2 separate regions of the Homo sapiens genome follow, and region 2 is linked to region 1. A link is an interaction called in ENCODE POLR2A ChIA-PET data of the cell type or tissue named here. Cell type or tissue: MCF 10A. All regions are shown on one strand.

The links. ChIA-PET counts read pairs that join two places held together with the same protein. Peaks named below come from ENCODE experiments on the same cell type or tissue, not always from the same donor. Only the 100,000 strongest peaks of a DNase experiment are listed, where the experiment ranks them.
Region 2: POLR2A ChIA-PET joins it to region 1 with 6 read pairs; 5 of 35 experiments call an interaction of 5 or more read pairs at or near these places.

What each region holds. Positions count from the first base shown.
Region 1 is chr3:52,666,276-52,674,275 of GRCh38, forward strand. PBRM1 (polybromo 1) reads right to left here. Exons shown (of 32, transcript NM_001405607.1): 4 at 2,223-2,370. Among named protein-coding and RNA genes, the nearest start is that of PBRM1, 16 kb to the right of the region's middle. RefSeq lists enhancers at 1-133, 134-633, 5,013-5,182. In MCF 10A, no CTCF peak of the experiment used is centred here; a DNase peak (open chromatin) is centred at 4,706.
Region 2 is chr3:52,578,075-52,586,074 of GRCh38, forward strand. It overlaps PBRM1 (polybromo 1), which reads right to left. Exons shown (of 32, transcript NM_001405607.1): 23 at 980-1,125. Among named protein-coding and RNA genes, the nearest start is that of UQCC5, 45 kb to the left of the region's middle. In MCF 10A, no CTCF peak of the experiment used is centred here; no DNase peak of the experiment used is centred here.

The DNA.
Region 1 (8,000 bases):
TCACGCCTGTAATCCTAGCACTTTTGGGAGGCCGAGGCAGGCAGATCACCTGAGGTCAGGAGTTCAGGACCAGCCTGGCCAACATGGCAAAACCACGTAAAAATACAAAAATTAGCCAGGCATGATGGTGGGTGCCTATAATCCCAGCTACTCGGGAGGCTGAGGCAGGAGAATGGCGTGAACCTGGAAGGCAGAGCTTGCAGTGAGCCGAGATCGCGCCACTGCACTCCAGCCTGGGCAACAGAGCGAGACTCCATCTCAAAAAAAAAAAAGAAATGGCAAAGGGTCAAGTATAATTAACCTACTTTCTAACCAGAAAAAGAAGTATAAAGCAAGCTGGGCATGGTGGTTCATGCCTGTAATCCCAGCACTTGGGAGACCGAGGCGGGTCAATCGCTTGAGCCCAGGAGTTCAAGACTAGCCTGGGCAACACGGTGAAATCCCGTCTCTATCAAAAATACAAAAAATTAGCCATGTGTGATGGTGCGCACCTGTAGTCCCAGCTAATCAGGAGGCTAAGGTGGGAAGATTGCTTGAGCCCAGGAGACAAGGGCTGTAGTGAGCCAAGATCACACCACTGCACTCCAGCCTGGGCAACAAAGGAGATCGTGTCTCAAAAAAAAAAAAAAAAAATTATAAAGCCAAAGTAATTAAGATAGAAATAGAACGGCCTAGTAACAGATAAACTGGCCTGTGGAACAGAATAAAAGGACAGAAACAGATCCATGAATACATGGAAATGATGACAGCAACGATTGCGAACAAACGCAGAGAGAATAGTGTTGGTTATACCTGTGGGAAAAAAATTGATTCCTACCTTATAAAAGACAAAAATCAATCCCAGCTGCATTTATTCCTACCTTATAAAAGACAAAAATCAATCCTAGCTGCATTAAAGGCTTATATGAAAGACAAAACTATAAAACTTTAAGAAAAGCATACTAATAGAAGAATATCTTGGGCAAGAGGAATCTCTGAAACAAGATACAAATAAACCCAATTTAAAGATTGATAAATTTGATTAAACTAAAATAAAACATTTCTGTTCATCAAAAAATACCATGAAAGGTGAAAAGATATGCACACAGTGGGAGAAGATATTTGAAACACACAAAATCAAATAAAAAAAATAAAAAAACTGAAACACATATAATCAAAAAAGGTTTACTATCCACAATAATTAAAAAATTTCTATGGCCAGGCATGGTCGCTCACGCCTGTTGTCCCAGCACTTTGGGAGGCCAAGGTGGGTGGATCACTTGAGGTCAGGAGTTCAAGACTAGCCTGGCCAACATGGTGAAACCCCATCTCCACTAAAAATACAAAAATTAGCCAGGCATGGTGGTGGGCACCTGTAATCCCAGCTACTCAGGAGGCTGAAGCAGGAGAATCACTTGAACCTGGGAAGAAGAGGTTGCAGTGAGCTGAGATCGTGCCACTGCACTCTAGCCTGGGCAATAGACTTTGCCTCAAAAAAAAAAAAAAAAAAAAAAAATTTCTAAAGCCAGGAGTGGTGGCTCATGTCTGTAGTCCCAGCTACTCATGAGGCTGAGGCAGGAGGATCACTTGAGGCCAGGAGTTTGAGACCAGCCTGAGTAACATAGGGAGACTCTGTCTCTAAAAAAAAAAAGAAAAAAAAATTCCAGAAATATGAAAATGACTAACAAACCAAGAGAAAAATGGGCAAAAGATTTGAGCAGACAGAGAAATAAGAATAGTTCATAATCACATGAATGTGGGTTGGGCACAGTGGCTCACGCCCATAATCCCTGCACTTTGGGAGGCCAAGGCAGGCAGATTGCTTGAGCCCAGGAGTTCAAGACCAGCCTGGGCAACATGGTGAAACCCTGGTCTCTACAAAACATGCAAAAATTAGCTGGGCATGGTGGCACGTGCCTATAGTGCCAGCTACTCAGAAGGGTGAGGTGGGAGGATTGCTTGAACCTGGGAGGCGGAGGCTGCCATGAGCCAAGATCTCACCACTGCACTCCAGCCCGTGTAACAGAGCAAGACCCTGTCTCAAAAGATAATAAATTAAAATACGTAAATAAATAAGAAATAAAAATCATATGAATGTCCAGTCTCTTTACGAATAAGACAAATGCGAACTCAAGCCACAAAAAGAAACTACTACTCACCTGCCAGGTTTATAAATATTAAGAAGCCAATTATCAAATTGGTATCTTCCAATTGGTATCTTTCCAAATTTCATAATTTCTTACCTTATAATAGGACTTTGCATTGTTAAAAAGAAGCTGGAAGTCAGCAGTCAGCAAATTAACATCATCATACTCTTCCATTTTTAGTTTCTGTTGGATTTTCATCAAGTCAATGGGCTGAGAAACCACTTCATAATAGTCTGGTTGATTTCTGTTATAATTTAAATTTTTTTAAAGGAGATTAATCTGAAGCTTACAAAAAGTTTTATTTCAAAACTATTTATGGTAATGTTCAACATTCCAAGTGACAGAGCATATTAGAATCTTTCATGGACTTTGAAGCTTACTTAAAAAAAAAAAAAAAAGAAAAAAATCTGCAAAAAAAGAAAAAGAAAAGCAAGATGCACACTCATTCCCTTTTCAAAACATACGTTAATGATATAAAAACCTAAATTAACACCTGTGATGGTCTTTTATATGCTAACTGTTTAATGTTTAGGGCACCAACGCTAAACCCATGTCAATGGTATCCTTTATAAATGAAGATGACTTACCTTTCATAGTGCTCAAAAGTGTGAAAACAGAGATATGTCTCAATACTCTTTATAAACTTACAAAACAGATTCTTTCTTCAGTAAGTGACCACATAAATTTTTTCTGCCAAGTACTATCAAATGCCTATCATAAATGCTGCTACAATAGCAATTACTAAAATTACAAGGGAGGAAGATGAGCCCTTGGCTTACGTAGCTTAACAAAGATGAATGGACATCAGATACATCTAAACACAACCAAACTCTTCGGAAAAAAAAAACCATGGGACTAAGAAATACAAAATTTGGCTTAGTGGTTATACCTTGCAGGAGAGGGGTAGTGAGGAACACACAAGAAACTTTGTAGGTAATTATAATGACAAAATTTCTTAAAATAATTAAGTAATTTCCTTCTTTAATTCCTTAAGTAATTTTAATGACAATTTCTTAAGTTCCCAAAATAACTTCTTGGGTTTAGGGTTCATGGATGTTTAGTATTTTTTCTGGCTTTCTTCAAATGAAGTTCCAGGAGACAAGTAAACCTACTGAAAAACGATGTGACTATTTTCTCAATTCTCCCACAGGGGTAGGTATTCAGCCCCATTCTAGATGTGTAAGAGATAAGTTATTACAAATAACATCATGGCGATTAAGGCTTAAATCTCTCTTGGAACCTTAGCTGACAGGTTATAGCCATTCTTTTATTACGTATAATATATTTAAATTATTTTTAAATTTGTATTCTGACATAAAAGTTGCAAAAATAGTACTTTTTTTCTGAACCATTTGAATAAGCTCTGACATGATGCCCCATCACGCCTGATAATTTAGTGTTTGTTTCTCACAAATAAGGACCACAACTCAACCATCAAAACCAGGAAGTGAATGTTAATACAGTACAGTTGACCACTGAACTGTGCAGGTCCACTTATATGGGAACTCTTTTCAACCAAAAAAATCAGAATATTGAGAAATCAGAGAAAAAGCAGAAAGAATACTGATGTTGTCAGTGGTATCAAGGAACCTTCTCACAGCACACATTAGGGCTCTGATAACTTAATATCCAAGATGGTCCTCTCCATCTGGGCCTACAGGACCCACAGTCCAGTGCTCCTTGCTGAGGCAGGACCCCAGCAGTGTCTCAAGCTAAGGGGACTATCTGTAGACAATTGAGAATTCAATGAGAACATGTGCCTAGAAAGGACACTATCCCCCAGAATCACTGCTACAAGGTTCCTCACAAACATTTTTAGAATTACCACAAAGACAAAAGAAAAATCAGGATCCCAACCTCTCACTCTATGTCATATGGTCAAAACAGGGTCCCCCCATTTCAAAATGAAATACTTCTAATTTCTAACAGTACTAATTTTTTCTGAAATCAAACATACAGAAAACCATCAAAAGTAAGAATCATCCTTATAATCCAGAATAAATAGCACCATTTGCATTTTTATAGACATTCTTCCAGACTTCTCTATAGGCACATGTACACACAAACCAAATTTAACATAAACAGGATTATATTGTATGTTCTTTCAAAACAACTTTTCTCTTTCAACAATAGATGAGGGCAGTCTGGCATATGGCTGCAAAATAACCAAAATGCAAAGTTTTAATCAGAATAATGAGAAACACTAGCCCTGGTGTGCAGACAGCCTGCCGGCTACTCCCTACCCCATTTTCCCTTCTTCCCAGGATGACAGCATTCTAAGCTGCTGCATGGCTACTAAAGACTATATTCTCAGCCAGCATGGTGTTGCATGCCTGTAGTCCCAGCTACTTGGGAGGCTGAGGGAGGACTGCTTGAGCCCAGGAGGTCAAGGCTGTAGTGTGCAAAGATGGTGCTGGTGAGTAGCCTGCATTCCAGCCTATGTGACATGGTAAAACCTCGTCTCTAAGGAAAACAAAGCAAAACAAAACCTTAAAGACCATATTTATTCTCCAGCCTCACTGCAGCTAGATTCTAGCCAATACGAGAGCTGAAGTGTGTCATATCCAAGTCATGTCCTTAACATTCATTCTTTTTCCATACTGGCTGGAAGGCAGTTGTGGTAGTGAGTCATCTCAGACCATGCAGGCAAGGGTGATACCACAAAGACCGCAGAATAGAGTTGGCTAATACTTGTACCTTGACAACTTCACAGAACAGGACTTTTACACAAGAGAAATAAATTTCTCTTTTGTTTCAGCCATTGTTGATTTGCATGTCCTAGCACAAAGCAGACTAATACAGTAACTGAAACAAAGTATCAAAAAGATATTCACAAATTGTGTAGCTCTGAGCAATACTAATTCTCATAAATACTTGAGAAAAAAACATACATTCCACAGAGGAGCGTCAGAAAAAAGGCACCATTATCTTCGAGGTTGTAACATGACAGTGGTCCAGCACCCAAGGTGTGTATCCTCTGCCCCTCAGCACTCGCCTGCCAGCAAAAAGGAGGCAGCAGAGGGACGGTATCTTCTATAAAAGTTGTTTTGTATACTTCAGTGTGATGCTGCTACTCTATACCACATAATGGTTAAGAGCACAGGCTTTGGAGTCAGAACGACTTTAGTCTGAACACCAGTTATCTTTTAGTAGTTACAAGAACTTGTGCAAGTTCTCACCTATAAACTGTGATAACTCAGAATTTTAAATAAGATATGATTGGGAAAATGCTTGGTATTGTGTCTAGAATGTGGCAAACAATAAATACATGCTTTTACTACTTTATGCTAATTAAATGACAACTTTCAGAAGACTATTATTGATAAACCAACTCAAATATGGAGACAGTTACCTCATTTTAAAAACAATGCTTCCTTTTTGGCCATGGCTAATTTGCTAATTTACAGGGCTCTCCTAATTCAGGATGATGACACTGCATTCTCAGTGGCTTGCTCGTTGAGGTGAGAAATTTGCCTCCAGTTCAACTTAGAGCTTGGTAACTACCCACTGTAGCATCAACAATCATGAATGAATCTAAATCTTTAGTTAACTCACAGCTTTCTACAGCTGCTGTAACAAATTACCACAAACTTCAGGGCTTAAAACAAAACCCATTTATTATATTAGTTCTAGAGGTCAGAAGTCCAAAATGGGTCTCACTGGTCTAAAATCAAGGTATTAGCAGGGCTGCATGCCGTCTGGATGTTCTAGTACGGAGCATCTAGCGAAAAAGGTTTCCTTGCCTTTTTCAGCTTCTAGAGCTCACCTGCATCCCTTGGCTTGTAGTCTCCTTCCTCCATCTTCAAAGCCAGCACTACAGCATCTTCAAATCTCTGACTGAACTTGTCTCCCTCTTCCCCATTTAAGGACCCTTGTGATTACACTGGACCCACATGGATAATCCAGGATAACCGCTCCAATTCAAGATCAGCTGATTAGCAAACTTAATTCCCCTCTGCCATGTAACACAATATATTCACAGGTTTCAGGGATTAGAATGTGGAAATATTTGGGCACCAGTTTTCTGACTAACACACTCATATACGTTTTCAGAACAAATAACTTCAATTTCCAGAGGTTTTTTTTTGGCTTTTTTTTTTTTTTTTTTTTGAGTCAGAGTTTCACTCTTGTTGCCCAGGCTGGAGTGCAACAGCGTTATCTCCGCACACTGCAACCTCTGCCTCCTGGGTTCAAGTGATTCTCCTGCCTCAGCCTCCCGAGTAGCTGAGATTATAGGTGCACACCACCACGCCCGGCTAATTTTGTATTTTTAGTAGAGATGGGCTTTCTCCATGTTGGTCAGGCTGGTCTCGAACTCCTGCACTCAGGTGATCCACCTGTCTCGGCCTCCCAAAGTGTTGGGATTACAGGCATGAGCCACCACGCCTGGCCAATTGCCAGAGTTTTGAAGAGAATAGTGATTATATTTTGACAGCAAGAGAGGAAAGATGTTCTAGTTAGGGGAACATACCTTCCATAGGAAGTTGTGTGCAAGATGCCTCTCTGTGTAATTTAAAAAACTGATCCCTTTTAACTATCACTGTGACAACTTCAATACAGTCTTAAGAGCTATTAATTTTTTTTATTAATTTTTAATTTTTTTGAGACGGAGTTTTGCTCTTATTGTCCAGGCTGGAGTGCAATGGTGCAATCTCAGCTCACTGCAACCTCCGCCTCCCGGGTTCAAGCAATTCTCCCACCTCAGCCTCCCAAGTGGCTGGGATTACAGGCACCCACCACCACGCCCGGCTAATTTTTGCATTTTTAGTAGAGACAGGGTTTCACTATGTTGGCCAGGCTGGTCTCGAACTCCTGACCTCAAGTGATCCACCCGCCTCAGCCTCCCAAAGTGATGGGATTACAGGCATGAGCCACCGCGCCCAGCCATAAGAACTATTAATTTTTATACTGCCTATGTGAACCAGGTGTTAAAAAACAAAATGAAACAAAAAAATTAAATAATTTAAAAAACATGCTTCACTCTCGGCCAGGTGCAGTGGCTCATGCCTGTAATCCCAGCACTTTGGGAGGCTGAGGCGGGTGGATCACCTGAGGTCAGGAGTTCGAGACCTGCCTGGCCAATATGGCAAAACTCCGTCTCTACTAAAAGTACAAAAAAAATTAGCCAGGCATAGTGGTGTATGCCTGTAATCCCAGCTACTCGGGAGGCTGAGGCAGGACAATTGCTTGAACCCAGGAGGTGGAAGTTGCAGTGAGCCAAGACTGTGCCACTGCACTCCAGCCTGGGCAACAGAGTGGGACTCCATCTCAAAAAAAAAAAAAAAAAAAAAGCTTCTTTCTCAAGGAATTAGAGAAAAGAAGAGCAAACTAAACCCAAAGCTAGCAGTAGATAATAAATAGAAAGGAGGGCCAGTGCAGTAGTTCATGCCTATAATCCCAGCACTTTGGGAGGATGAGGTGGACAGATCACTTGAGGTCAAGAGTTTAAGACCAGCCTGGGCAACAAAGTGAAACCCTATCTCTACTAAAAATACAAAAATTAGCCAGGCATGGTGGCACACGCCTGTAATCCCAGCTACTTGGGAGGCTGAAGCATAAGAATCACTTGAACCTGGAAGGCAGAGGCTGCAATAAGCCATGATCACGCCACTGCACTCCAGCCTGGGCAACAGAGCAAGACACTGTCTCAAAAAAAAAATATATATATAGATATATATATAGAATGCAGATAAACGAAATTAGAGAATAGAAAAACAATTTTAAAAATTAAACAGTTGGTTTTTTTAAAAGATCAACAAAATTGGTAAACACTTAGCTAGATTAACTAAGAAAGAAAGAGCTGAGCACGGTGGCTCACGCCTGTAATGCCAGCACTTTGGAAGGCCAAGGTAGGCGGATCACCTAAGGTCGGGA
Region 2 (8,000 bases), 88 kb before region 1:
GGAATCCTTTCTCCCTGGATATTCACATTATTCACTTTCTCAGTTTCTTCAAGTGTTGGTTCAGCTGCCGACTTCTCAGTGAGGCCTATATAAACCATTCTCCCTGCTCTGACCATGGGACCCCCTTCTCCCCTTGTTCTCCTCTATTTTTTCTACGGCACGTATCATGACCTAACATACTATACACTTTACTTATTCAAGATGTTGTTTGTCTTCACACTAGAAAAAAGCTCCCCAGGAAAAAGAATATTTGTCTGTTTTATTCACTAATGTATCCACAGAGCCTGGTAAATAGTAGGTATAATAAATGCTTACTGAATGATGAACAGATATAAACTGAAGCCTAGAGGGCTAAATCATTCACCTAAGGACCTACAACTAACAGAGCTGGGACTCAGGGAATGAACTACTGTTCTTAGCCACTATCCTCTCCTACCCAACCCTATACCAGACTCTGCTGTGTTTGCCATTCAACCATACTGTCATCCTTTTGTCATTTACTTGTTCATCAAATATCTGAGGCCCTACTATGTTTCATGCACTATGATTTGAGCAGGGAATACAAGGGTGAAACCTGACAATAACACAATGAACACCGATATGTGATATATACGCTAAGGAGAAGGAAATATGTGGTGCTTTGAGAGTGTGCAACAGGGAGACTTAACCCATTCTGCAGTGGACAGGAAAGACTTCCTTTTAAGAAAGTGTCACTTCAAATTTATGCTAAAGGAGTTTACTGTATGAAGTAGGCAGGGAGATTTCTGAGCTGAAAGTTCTGTAAATAGTGGAAGAAAACAAAAGAGCCCAAAGGGATAATTTAAGGAAGAAAGTGTGGTTGGAGGGGAACATGGTGTGAGAAGAAGCTGGAGAAACTGCCAGGGGAAGGACTTTTGTCTTCATCCGAAGGGTGACTAATTTCTACTGGTTCCAAATTTCTCAGATTCAACCTCATCTTCCCTAATTCAATGACACTCACCTGCCCACACGAGGACGCACCAGGCCATGGGACTTGATGAAGACACAGTCGCCAACCTTCAGCCACATGTCATTGTAATGGAGCTGCTCAAAGTAGTGGCAACCTGGTTCACCATTGGACATTTCCACAGGGACATCTTCTTTTTCCTGTTGTAAAGAAAACTGGCTGAAGAAAGGTAGTTGATAATCAAGGAATAGAGAAGGTAAGAAACGAAAGCAGACTTTTCTTTCACATTAACTTAAAAGAAAAAACCACCATTGGTTACGTGGCTCACGTAATCCCAGCATTTTGGGAGGCCAAGGCAGGACGATCGCTTGAGCCCAAGAGTTTGAGACCAGCTTGGGCAACATAGTGAGACCTTGTCTCAACTGAAGAAAGAAATTAAAATAAAAAATTAGTTGGGCATGGTAGCGCATGCCTGTAGTCCCAGCTACTCAAAGAGACTGAGGTGGGTAGATCACTCGAGCTCAGGAGGTCGAGGCTACAGTGAGCTAGGATCACGCCATTGTACTCCAGCCTGGGCGACAGAGCAAGACCCTGTCTCAAGAAAAAAGTAAATTAAAACAAACAAACAAAAAAACATAAAGAGAAACTCTGAAGGAGGCTAGGAAACAAAACAATTAGATTATTGAAATAAACGAAGACTTATCAAGTATCTATTTGAAATTTCTAGTTAATTTTCATAAAACAATATTATCCCAAGATGCTTTTATCCTGTCTCCCTCCTGCTCTCAATTCCCACTGCCTTTAGAAACAAACAAAAAAACTGGAGAGGATTTATCGGTATTTAAAAGCAGACTCATTCATGCATTACTATAGTGTAAGGGGCAAATTCTATACAAGCTTCCTCTCTATCACATTTACTGGGCTCCCTTAATGTCTTAACATTAACAATTGATAAGATTTAGGCCAGGCACAGTGGCTTATGTCATAACCCCAGCACACTGGGAGGACAAGGTGGGAGGACTGCTTGAGCCAGGAGTTCAAGACCAGCCTGGGCAATACAGTGAGATCTCATTTCCAAAAAAATTTAAAAATTAGCTGTCTTTGGTGACATGCGCCTGTATTCACAGCTACTTGGGAGGCTGAGGTAGGAAGATTGCTTGGGCCTGGCAATTGGAGTTTGCAGTGAGCTGAGATCGTGCCACTGCACTCCAGCCTGGGAAACAGAATGAGACCCTATCTCAAACAAAAGAAAACAAACCACAAAAAACAACTGATAGATCTAAAATTTTTACTATTTTGATTTATTCCAACATGGAAAGGAATAGCATAGCCTCTGTGATATAAACATGCTTTTTTTGTTGTTGTTGTTGTTTTTTTGAGACATAGTCTCCCTCTGTCGCCCAGGCTGGAGTGCAGTGGCGCGATATTGGCTCACTGCAAGCTCCGCCTCCCGGGTTCACGCCATTCTCCTGCCTCAGCCTCTGGAGTAGCTGGGACTACAGGCACCCGCTACCATGCCCAGCTAATTTTTTTTTTGTATTTTTAGTAGAGACGGGGTTTCACTGTGTTAGCCAGGATGGTCTTGATCTCCTGACTTCGTGATCCACCCGCCTTGGCCTCCCAAAGTGCGGGGATTACAGGCGTGAGCCACTGCGCCCAGCCAAACATGCTCTGTTTTTTAATAAATTACAGCATCTGTCACCTAATGACTGCTATGGCTTTGGGCAAATTATTTGACCTCTTATGCCTTAGTTTCCTCATTTGTGAAATGAAGATAATGATAGTGTGGCCACCAGATAGGGTTGTTTACGAAGCTTAAGTGACATAATCCATGCTCAAGTACATAGAAAAATGCCTAACTCATAAAAACCACTTAACAGACATCATTATTACTGTTGTTTTATAGTCCTGACTAAAAAAGAAAAAGCAAAAAGAAGATACTTCTCACTAATGTAAAGATGGTAAAGAAGAACCATCATTTACTGAGAACCTAGCTGATAATCGGCACAAGGCTAGATGTTATAAATATATTAACTCCAAAACATATATAAGCTGAGGAAACTCCAAAGCCTCCAAGTTTTCTATAGCATCTTCCTGAGAATACTTCAAACTTCACACTTAAAAAAATTCCTCCTTCACAATGTCCAAATAATTTAACATTCTGATCTTTATGACTTCAAATGTGATACTGAAATGGTATTCTTGGAAAATGATTAAGAATGAGGGAAGGCCGGGAGTGGTGGCTTACGCCTGTAATCCCAGCACTTTGGAAGGCCAAGGCAGGCGGATCACTTGAGGCCAGGAGTTCGAGACCAGACTGGCCAACATGGTAAAACCCCATCTCTATTAAAGATACAAAAATTAGCCAGGCATGATGGTGCGCGCCTGTAGTCCCAGGAACTTGGGAAACTGAGACACAAGAATTGCTTGAACTCATGAGGCGGAGGTTGCAGTGAGCCGAGATTGTGCCGCTATACTCCAACCTGGGCAGACTCTGTCTCAAAAAAAAAAAAAAAAGAATCAGAGAGGTTCCATATACATGACAGGCAAGGGACATCTGAAAGAATGGAAGCTGTGAATAAAACAACCCATGAGATTAATAATACCTTTTCCTTTAAGGAATGGGTTCTATTCTAAAGTAATTCTTTTTTTTTTTTGATACGGAGTCTCCCTCTGTCTCCAGGCTGGAGTGCAGTGGCGCAATCCCGGCTCACTGCAACCTCTCCCTCCTGGGTTCAAGTGATTTTCCTGCCTCAACCTCCCGAGAAGCTGAGATTACAGGCACGTGCCACCACGCCTGGCTAATTTTTGTATTTTTAGTAGAGACAGGGTTTCACCATGTTGGCCTGGATGGTCGTGATCTCCTGACCTTGTGATCTGCCCGCCTCAGCCTCCCAAAGTGATGGGATTACAGGCATGAGCCACCGAGCACGGCCTAAAGTTATTCTTTAAAAAAGTTCCGGTCGGGAGTAGTGGCTCTCACCTGTAATCCCAGCACTTTGGGAAGGTGAGGTGGGTGGGTCACCTGAGGTCAGGAGTTCAAGACCAGCTTGACCAATATGGTAGAAATCCGTCTCTACTAAAAATACAAAAATAGCCGGGCATGGTGGCACACGCCTGTAGTCCCAGCTACTCAGGAGGCTAAGACAGGAGAATCACTTGAACCTGGGAAGTGGAGGCTGCAGTGAGCTGAGATTGCGCCACTGCACTCCAGCCTGGGCGACAGAGCGAGACTCCGTTTCAAAAAAAAAAAAAAAAGCTCCTGAATGACCTGTCTTGGTCATATAATATTGAAATAAAGATATGAGACCAAAAAAGACCAAGTAACTCATATACAGAGAGTTCCTAGAGACTTCTAAATACCAGGTAAGAAATCTAAGTTAATTATCATGCTGACTTCCATTGATAATTCTTTTTTTTTTTTTTTTCAGACGGAGTCTCGCTCTGTTGCCTAGGCTGGAATGCAGTGGCGTGATCTCAGCTCACTGCAGCCTCCACCTACTGGGTTCAAGTGATTCTCCTGCCTCAGCCTCCCAAGTAACTGGGATTATAGGCACCTGCCACCACGCCAACCTCCTCAGCCTCCCAAAGTGCTGGGATTACAGGTGTGAGCCACTGCACCCGACCGGATAATTCTGCTTTTAAAAGAAATTATTTTATGATTCCAACACATTCCCATACTGATAAAATATAAAAAATCACATTCTTTCCCAGCCCCATGATGTCGCCTCTTACGTAGAATCTTTCGGAGCACCTGTTTGAGTACTACCATTGGAGCATATTCTTTGCCATCAAACTGCTGGGTCAAAGACACCGGGCCGGGCACGGTGGCTCACGCCTGTAATCCCAGTACTTTGGGAGGCCGAGGCGGGCGGATCATGAGGTCAGGAGATCGAGACCATCCTGGCTAACACGATGAAACCCCGTCTCTACTAAAAATACAAAAAATTAGACGGGCGTGGTGGTGAGCGCCTGTAGTCCCAGCTACTCAGGAGGCTGAGGCAGGAGAATGGTGTGAACCCCGAAGATGGAGCTTGCAGTGAGCTGAGATCACGCCAATGCACTCCAGCCTTGGGGACAGAGTGAGACTCCATCTCAAAAAAAAAAAAAAAAAAAAAAAACTAATAGGGGCGGGGGCGGTGGCTCACACCTGTAATACTAGCACTTTGGGAGGCCGAGGCAGGCGGATCATCAGAGGTCAGGAGTTTGTGACCAGCCTGGCCAACATGGTGAAACCCTGTCTCTACTAAAAATACAAAAATTAGCTAGGTGCGGTGGTGCACACCTGCAATCCCAGCCACTCAGGAGGGTGAGGCAGCAGAATCACTTGAACCCAGGAAGGCGGACGTTACAGTGAGCTGAGATCACGCTACCGCACTTCAGCCTGGGCAACAGTGAGACTCCATCTAAAAAAAAACAAAAAAAAAAACACCAATAGGAGAAAAGTGTGTGTGGTCTCATCCTATACCAGGCTACACATATTATCAGTCTTTTCAACTCTTGCCATCCTGTTAGGTATTATACAAACTATTAGGTTAACTAATACATGTTTTTTGCTGCCTTCTTTCCGTAAATTATCTATTTGGGCCTCTGCTCATTTTTGTAGTCCTACTTTCCCCCCTAGACCCTAAAGAGCTCTTTGTATATTAGAAACAGTAACCCTAGACTGTTTTATTAACCTTGTATTTTCAATCATAAATCAATAAAATGATCAATGGTTTTATATAATGAACAGAAAATCCTCGTCTATTCCAAGTTTATTATTGAAAAAAAATTATAGGTAAATTACTGTTTTTCTAAATTAAATAAAATTCTAAAAATCTTCTGTAGAGACAAGGTCTTGCTATGTTGCCCAGGGTGGTCTGGAACTCCTGGCTTCAACTGATCCACTTGTCTTGGCATCCCAAAATGCTGGGATTACAGGCGTGTGACACTGTACTGGGTTTTAATTTTGTTTTTTAACTGTAGTTTTATAAAATGTAATACATCTGGCAGGGCAAAGTTCTAATTTTTAAATTTAAAAAAATCCCTCAGTTCACTATCAAAGGGCAAAGCTCTCTTTCATACCCCTTTTTCCCCCTTGTTTTCTGGTGACTGTCACATATTTATTCTTAATAAGAATGCTAGAATAATTTTGTCAAGTTTCAAAAACAATCTATGCAAGTCTTTTATGTCCTTCAGTAAATTTTTTTCCTAGAGGTTCTATATATTCCTTGTTAAGGTTATTTCTTAATTTGTTGTTAGTGTGAAATGGATATTTTCTCCCATAAGATTTTTCTAACAGTTGCTAAAGTGTATTCAACACTTTCACTTTACTTTCAAAAGTCTTACTAGTTTATATATGAAGACTATTCATTTACATATGGATTTTGAAATTTCTATTTGCTAAATTTTCTGTTTCCAACCTTTTCAGTTAATTTCCCCCAATTATCTGCAGAAAAGTATTCTTGCTTTTTTTTTTTTTTTTTTTTTTTTTGAGACGGTCTTGCTCTGTTGACCAGGCTAGAGTGCAGTGGTGCAATCACAATTTACTGCAGCCTCTACCTCCTGGGCTCATGGGATACCCCCATCTCAGCCATCCAAGTGGTTGGGTCTACAGGCATGTGCTACCATGCCTGGCTAATTTTTGTACTTTTTGTAGAGATGGGGTTTCACCATGATTCCCAGGCTAGTCTCAAAATCCTGGACTCAAGCGATCCACCTGCCCTGGCCTCCCAAAGTTCTAGGATTACAGGTATGAGCCAACACGCCTGCCATCTTGCTTCTTTATTGTCAATATTTTTACTGCTTTTGTTTATCTAACTACATTGGCTAATTTCAAAAAATATTAAGTAACACTAGAACAGTAAGCCCCTTTGTCCAGTGTGTAAATTTAAAAAGGAATTTGTTTTATAGGCTTCAGGCTTGAGACACAAATATGAATTTAAAAAAAAATTACACTAGAAGAAATACCTATTGAAAGTCTTAAAAAAAATCAAGATGGGTTCTCTACCAAATAATCTTTCCTTTGATCTAATGGAATAATGAATGAAATTTAAAGATCTCCCTAACTTTGAACAATTCTTGCTTTCTTAGAATGAATTCCCACTTCTTGGTCATGTTGTTCTCAAAGAAGTAATTTGATTTCACTTACTTTTTCCCCCAAGTAATTTTTGCATCAATATACATGAATAAGACTGAGTTGCAGTTTTTTGTTTTTATTTTTCAGGTTGTGAAATCAAGATTATCTTGGCTTTGCAAAACAAACTGGAAATTTCTTGTTCTCCCTGCTCTGAAACAGCTTCAACAGTATAATAATCATAGGTCCCTTAAAGAAAAAGTCACCTATGGAACTGTCTGACCTCAGTACTCTTTGGGGTCAGTTCTATGATACTTTAAAAAATTTCTTCATGTTGTTGTACATTCTGTATTATATCTCTTCTTGATTCCATTTTGGTAATTTGTAATATCCTAGACAATTAGCCATTTTATTTAGGTTTTCAAATTTATTAGCAGAAATATACAGTCTTTACATTTCTTCCACATTTATTTATTTATTTATTTTTTGAGACAGAGTTTCGCTCTTGTTGCCCAGGCTGGACTGCAATAGCACGATCTCGGCTCACTGCAACCTCTGCCTCCTGGGTTCAAGCGATTCTCCTGCCTCAGCCTCCCGTTGGGATTACAGGCACCCACCACCTCACCCAGCTAATTTTTTGTATTTTTAGTAGAGACAGGGTTTCACCACGTTGGCCAGGCTGGTCTCGAACTCCTGACCTCAGGTAATCCACCCATCTTGGCCTCCCAAAGTGCTGGGATTACAGGTGTGAGCCACCGCGCCTGGCCTTCTTCCACATTTTGTGTCGAAGTTTAACCCCTTTCTTTTCCCATTATTAGATAGTTGGCAGTTTATCTAATTGGACTTGTCAAATAATTAGCTCTTAGATTTACTTTAAAAAAATTTTTTGTTTTTTTGAGACAGAGACTCACTCTGTTGCCCAGGCTGGAGTAGAGTGGCGTGGTCTCAGCTCACTGCAGCCTCCGCCTCCCAGGTTCACGCCATTCTCCTGCCTCAGCCTCCTGGGTAGCTGGAATT